Regions from separate parts of the Homo sapiens genome. Here region 1 is linked to region 2. A link is an interaction called in ENCODE POLR2A ChIA-PET data of the cell type or tissue named here. Cell type or tissue: A673. All regions are shown on one strand. Each heading gives the region's core, and the rest is flanking DNA. Links, peaks and the distances in the headings are about the cores only.

What was found. ChIA-PET counts read pairs that join two places held together with the same protein. Peaks named below come from ENCODE experiments on the same cell type or tissue, not always from the same donor. Only the 100,000 strongest peaks of a DNase experiment are listed, where the experiment ranks them.
Region 1: POLR2A ChIA-PET joins it to region 2 with 9 read pairs; 2 of 35 experiments call an interaction of 5 or more read pairs at or near these places.

Annotation. Positions count from the first base shown.
Region 1 is chr20:39,237,663-39,240,584 of GRCh38, forward strand. No RefSeq gene overlaps it. Among named protein-coding and RNA genes, the nearest start is that of LINC01734, 14 kb to the left of the region's middle. In A673, for the core only: no CTCF peak of the experiment used is centred there; no DNase peak of the experiment used is centred there.
Region 2 is chr20:39,116,250-39,119,171 of GRCh38, forward strand. No RefSeq gene overlaps it. Among named protein-coding and RNA genes, the nearest start is that of LINC01734, 110 kb to the right of the region's middle. In A673, for the core only: no CTCF peak of the experiment used is centred there; a DNase peak (open chromatin) is centred at 1,512.

The DNA of each region.
Region 1 (2,922 bases), core at 303-2,802, 120 kb after region 2:
CCATCAACCAATGAGGGATGGGAGTTGGTGGGTAAGTACCCCCGCTTTTCACCCTTCCAAAGCACAACTCTGAGGTGTGCTCACAGGAGTCTCACAGAGGAGCCCTTTGGGATGGAGGTGCATTGCTCTTTAACCTCTTAACAAGTTACCTTTCTTCTGTTCTCATCTCAATTTCCAAACCCTCACACTACTTTCTGAAAGCACCTCCCAAAGAAATAACTTGTAGCCAAATCTTAGTCTTCAGATTTGTTTAAAAGCAAACCTAAAGGGTTTCCCTAAGCTAGAACAGATGTGTATTGTACATGGTGTAAAACCTGGTGCACATTCTAGTACACATGTGTACACGACACATCTGCATCAAAGTCTGAGTTAGGCCGGGCGCGGTGGCTCACGCCTGTAATCCCAGCACTTTGGGAGGCCAAGGTGGGTGGATCACGAGGTCAGGAGATTGAGACCATCCTGGCGAACACTGTGAAACCCTGTCTCTACTAAAAATACAAAAAAATTAGCTAGGCATGGTGGTGGGCGCCTGTAGTCCCAGCTACTTGGGAGGCTGAGGCAGGAGAATGGCATGAATCTGGGGGGCAGAGCTTGCAGTGAGCAGAGATAGTGCCACTGCACTCCAGCCTGGGCAACAGAGCGAGACTCCATCTCAAAAAAAAAAAAAAAAAAATTCTAAGTTAGTGCAAAGACATAATTATTGGTTATATTTTCACGGATGTGGTTTTCTTGCCTTTGAGTATATATAGTAACTGGAATTAGGCTAAGATTTGTTTATTATTCTAATCAATAGATACGAATGATTTGTAATCAAATCAATTGCATTTAAGTAATTGGTGCTCAGAAATACTTGAGGGAGATTCAGAATGGTGCTGTCTTGGGTGGTTTTAATCATCTTACCCCTGAATCTTGCTGTCACCATAACTTTCTATCAAACCTCTTCTTCATGAATCGAAGATGTGCTGGAGTCCAGGCCCAGCCTAGCTCTGTCGCCTCCACACTGGCCAAGGTGTAGGAGGGACACATTTCAGATTATTTGGAGTTAGTGGGGGCATCTGGACTAGCATATGGGGACTCCAAGTGTTGTCCTGGGAATTCTATTGGAAAATTATTTTTGGACACTCTTTGTAGCTTAAGCTGTGTGTGCATCCCTCCAGAGAATTACTGACAGGTGTCTGGGGGCACTACCAATGTGGGTCACTGAGCACTAAAAGTGTGTTTATTTTGGACCACTGGGAGATTTACTTTGAGCTGCATATTCACTGGAGGGCTGGCTTTTGGTTACTACTTTTCTAGGACGTCCCCCCCACTTCTGATGTGCTGAGCGCTGAGCAACTGTTAATTCAGATCTTCTGGGGATGGTGGGGGGTTGGCGGAAGAGTTTACTTCACAGCTTCATATAGAGCATAGACCTTTGGGGTCTTGGTGAGATTGAGGAGGGTCTTCTAATAAACTCTCAAGCTTGAGTTGACTTCGACGTTGTCTTCTCTTTCCCACATTCTATGAGGTTGTGAACATTGAAGCTCAAATTGTCCAGATTTGGCAAATACTGTCTGGACAAAAGTCTCTTCGGCATTCCATATCTCTCTGGGGTTCAGCCTTTACTTCTACTTTGTACTGATAACTCCTTTCAGCTCTTTCATGATTTTAGGAAGATTTACAAAATACATTTGACCCATTTTTTAAAAAGTTACTTTCATCAGGGAGGCTAATTCCAATACCTAATCCACCATATTACAGGAGACAAGTTTCTGTCCCAAGGATTTAACAAGGAGCCTCTCTCAGTTGAACACTGAGCAGGAACCATGAGTTGGAGAGGATTCTGGAGTGTGAGGACAGGACTTTTAAAAACCTTAGCTCACCATTGCAGCTTTGGACATTAGTCTGCTGGTGGCCCCATTTATATAGATCAACCAGTCAGGGAATTAAATACTCTTGTCTTATGAACCAATGGGAACTGGAACAAGTTTGATCTGTCTTATTACAGAGGGCTGAAGTCCTGATTTGGTAAAAGTATTCTGTGATTGGGAACCTAGTTATACCCAACTCATCCATCCATCCATCCATCCACCCACCCACCCACGCACCCACCCAATAAATAGGGACATAGTGGAATCCCATTCTGAGAGAAACTCAGAGAGGAAGGTGAAAACAGACAGCACACATGTTTTAACAAGCCTTCCCTGAAGGATTTAAGGTATTCATATGCCCCATTTGCAAACTCCTTCCTGAGCCAAGTGTTGGATCCAACACCCTGTCATCATGAACAAATTCCTGATAAAATACATCTTGTATAAAAATGAGAATGAGAGACAAGTCTTTGTGAGAAGAGTAGATAGATGTTTAAATTAAGATTAAGATTTTTTGACTGGTAGTTACCACCCCAGTCTTTAGTCTAATTCTGGCCACTGCTAATTTTATAGGATTACAATGGGAAAAGACACTTTCTTCCCCTCTTGTGTTTCATATTGTTTTCCACTGAAGAAAGGGAAATATTAGAAAAATGCCTTTCAGGAACGAGGTCCTATATTAGAGCAATAAAAGCTAAAACCCTAGATCTCAATGGTGCAATGCAAAAAACGTTCATTTTCCATTTATTCCAAGTCCAGTGATTGTGCTCCTGTTCTGTGGCTTTCCTGAAAAGCTTTCCTTCACGTGTGACTCAGGGACTAAAGATATTGCTATTTTGGGATGCTACCACATTAACTCTGTCAACCAACTTAAACTAATTGACATCTATAAAACAACAACAGCAGAAATCACACTCTTTCCGAGTGCACATGGAGCATTTACCAAGATAGGCCATATTCTGGGCCATAAAACAAACCTATTAGTTTTGATAAATTTGAAAGGATTCAAGTCATAAATAGAATTTTCTCTGACTACAATTAAATTAGAAATCAATAAGAAAAAAGATACCTG
Region 2 (2,922 bases), core at 138-2,637:
TCAGACCAATCAGATGCCTCCCCAGGATTTCCAGTTAGGAGCTGGAGAAGCTGACTTGCCTCTGGGGTCACTGATCTGGAAGGAGGTGAGGGGTTGCTCACAGCCAGAGCTCTAGGAGAGAACAAAGAAGAGGAAGCTGGTGACCCAGTCTTGTTGGCAGGTCCTTCTTCAGTTCTATGAGGTGCCTGAGCATGTATTGCTGTCAGCTGTGGCAGAAAATAGTTTTCATTTTTTACTTTAGGCTAGTTTGAGTTAGTTTTCTGTCACTTGCAACCAAAGAATCCTGATGAATTCAGCATCCAACATTAACATCACAGTCCCTCTACTCTGAGCCCTGTCTGAACCACCCGCCATCCCGCTGGCATTTCACAGTGGTGTTTGTGCCTCCTTTCTCCTCCCCTGCAGTTCATGCCTTTTCACAGATTGGCTGAGGATTCTCTGAACACTATTCACTCCCAGAAAGTTCCCAACACCACCTGAATGCATTTATCTTTTAAAAATTATGGTAGAATACACACACAACATTTATCATCTTAACCACTTTTAAGTATATTTCAGTGGTATTAAGTTTATTCATACTGTTATGCAAATCATCACCAAATCCTCATCCATCTCCAAAATTCATTTCATCTTACAAAACTAAAGCTCTGTACCCATTAAACAATAACTCCCATCCCCTGCCTACCCTCCTCTCTCCAGCCCCTGGTTACTACCATTCTAGTTTCTATCTGTGTAAATTTGACCATTCTAAGCAACTCATATAAGTGGAATCATATAATATTTGTCCTTTGGTGACTGGCTTATCTCACTTAACATAATGTCCCCAAGGTTTGTCCATGTTGTAACATGTATCAGAATTTCCTTCTTTTTTAAGGCTAAATAATGTTCCATTGTATGTATATACCATATTTTGTTTATCCATTGATAAACACTTGGATTGCTTCTGTGTGATAGCTATTGTCAATAATGCTGCAGTGAACATGGGTGTGCAGATATCTCTTTGGCATACTGATTGAAATTACTTCGGCTGTATATCCAGAAATGGGATTGCTAGATCATGTGGTAATTCTAGTTTTAATTTTTTGAGGAACTGCCATACTGTTTTCCACAGTGACTATGCCATTTTACATATTTTACATTCCCACCAACAGTGTATGAGGGTTCTAATTTCTCCACATCCTCACTAATGCCTTTTTTTTTTTTTTTTTTTTTTTTGCTAGTAGACATCCTGATGGGTGTGAGGTAGTCCTAATGCATTCTTAGTAATGACAATTGTATCAGTTTTGCTCCATAAAAACTACTTTAAAATCAGAGGCTTAAAACAACCACTATTTACTCAGGTCATGATTCTCTTGAGTTAGGAATATGGACTGAGCTCAGCTGAGTGGCTCTTCTGGTCTTGGCCAGACTTACCCATGTGTCTAGGGCAAGCTTTGTGTTGACTTGTCTAGGAAGACTTCAGCTGGGATGACTCATTGGTGCTTCATGCCATCTCTCACCAGAAAGCCAGGCTTGCTCACATGAAGGCTGGGCAGAGTTCCAAGAGAACAAACTAAAGCATTCAGTGGAAGTGGCACAACATTACTTCCTCTGAATTCCACTGGTCAAAGCAAATCACCAGGCCAGCCCAGATTTAAAGTGTGGGGAAATCTCTGTCTCTTGATAGGAGGGTCTGCAAAGGCAAATTGCAAAGGGATGTGGATATGAGAAGTGAATAATTACAACCAATTTTTTTTTTTTTTGCAAAATCTAGCATAACAACTTTTCAACAAGCTTTCATGTCAGACAGAAGGAATTTGCATTTGAGATTTGCTCCAATGGGCTCACCCAATTCATGAGTTTCAAAGGCTGTGGTTCACACCTGCAAAACTAGACTATGCTGGGAATTGTGGAATCAAGGCTAATGCCTGATAATTTCAAATGAGAATTTTTTCCTTCTAAAATCAGTGGATATTTCTGAATAAATTGTTCTTTCAGTCACGAATCATGGAGGCAAGAGCTTCAATTCTCCATTCATTTGCCATAAGCAGTTGACTCAAGGACAGCTCTGACTGTCTAGCCCTGTCTATTAATGAGTGCCATTATACAATTAACTTTTCCATCACCTTTAGAAGATGCCAAGCCAGACTCCTCCTCAAAGCCCACAGTGAACAGGGGAGCCTCCACGGAGCTCCATAGCCTGCTTAGATGTTCAGAAAGTAAAAACCAACTGAAAGTGAAAGACTTCTAAAGCTCAGAGCTTTCCCAGTAACTGGACTAATGGAGAGTACAGCCAGATCCAAATGGTTGGAACTGTTGCCAGGGAAGTAAAGGGAAGTAGGTACCTCCAAGCATTTTATTAACCTGGTAAATCAGTCCCTGGAAGCCCACTGGGAAGGTTTGGAGCAAGTTTCCTACTTCGTTATTTTAGTCACTGCTACTGTAATGCTGCATAACAAAACACCTCAAAGTCAGTGGTAAACAACAAGCATTTATTTTTCTTTCTTATGGGTCTGTGGGTTGGCTGGGGTTCAGGGGATTTTGGCTGGGCCAGGCTGGACTCCAGGGAGGATGTGGGATTCAGATCTGTTCCACAGAGCTTTGTTCTCCTTGGAGCAGTGGCTCTCCAGAGCATGAGCTTCCCATGGAGAATAGGAGGAGCTCAGAGGGCAAGTAAACCATCTGTGCCCACATGAGGCTTCTGCCTGGTCATGCGTACTATCATCCTATCAGCCAGTGTGAGTCACGTGGCCAAGCAAAACATCCATGGGGGTAGAGACATAAGCTTCTCTCCCAGTGGGAGAGCAGTGCAAGCACTGCAAGTTACGTGGCAAAAGTTGAGATGTATAATCTTAGTATGGTGGAGTAAGAATTGAGACTGAAAACAGAATCTACCATATTTACCCAGAGGGGGTTGGAGGTTGAGGTATTGAGGTTAAACCT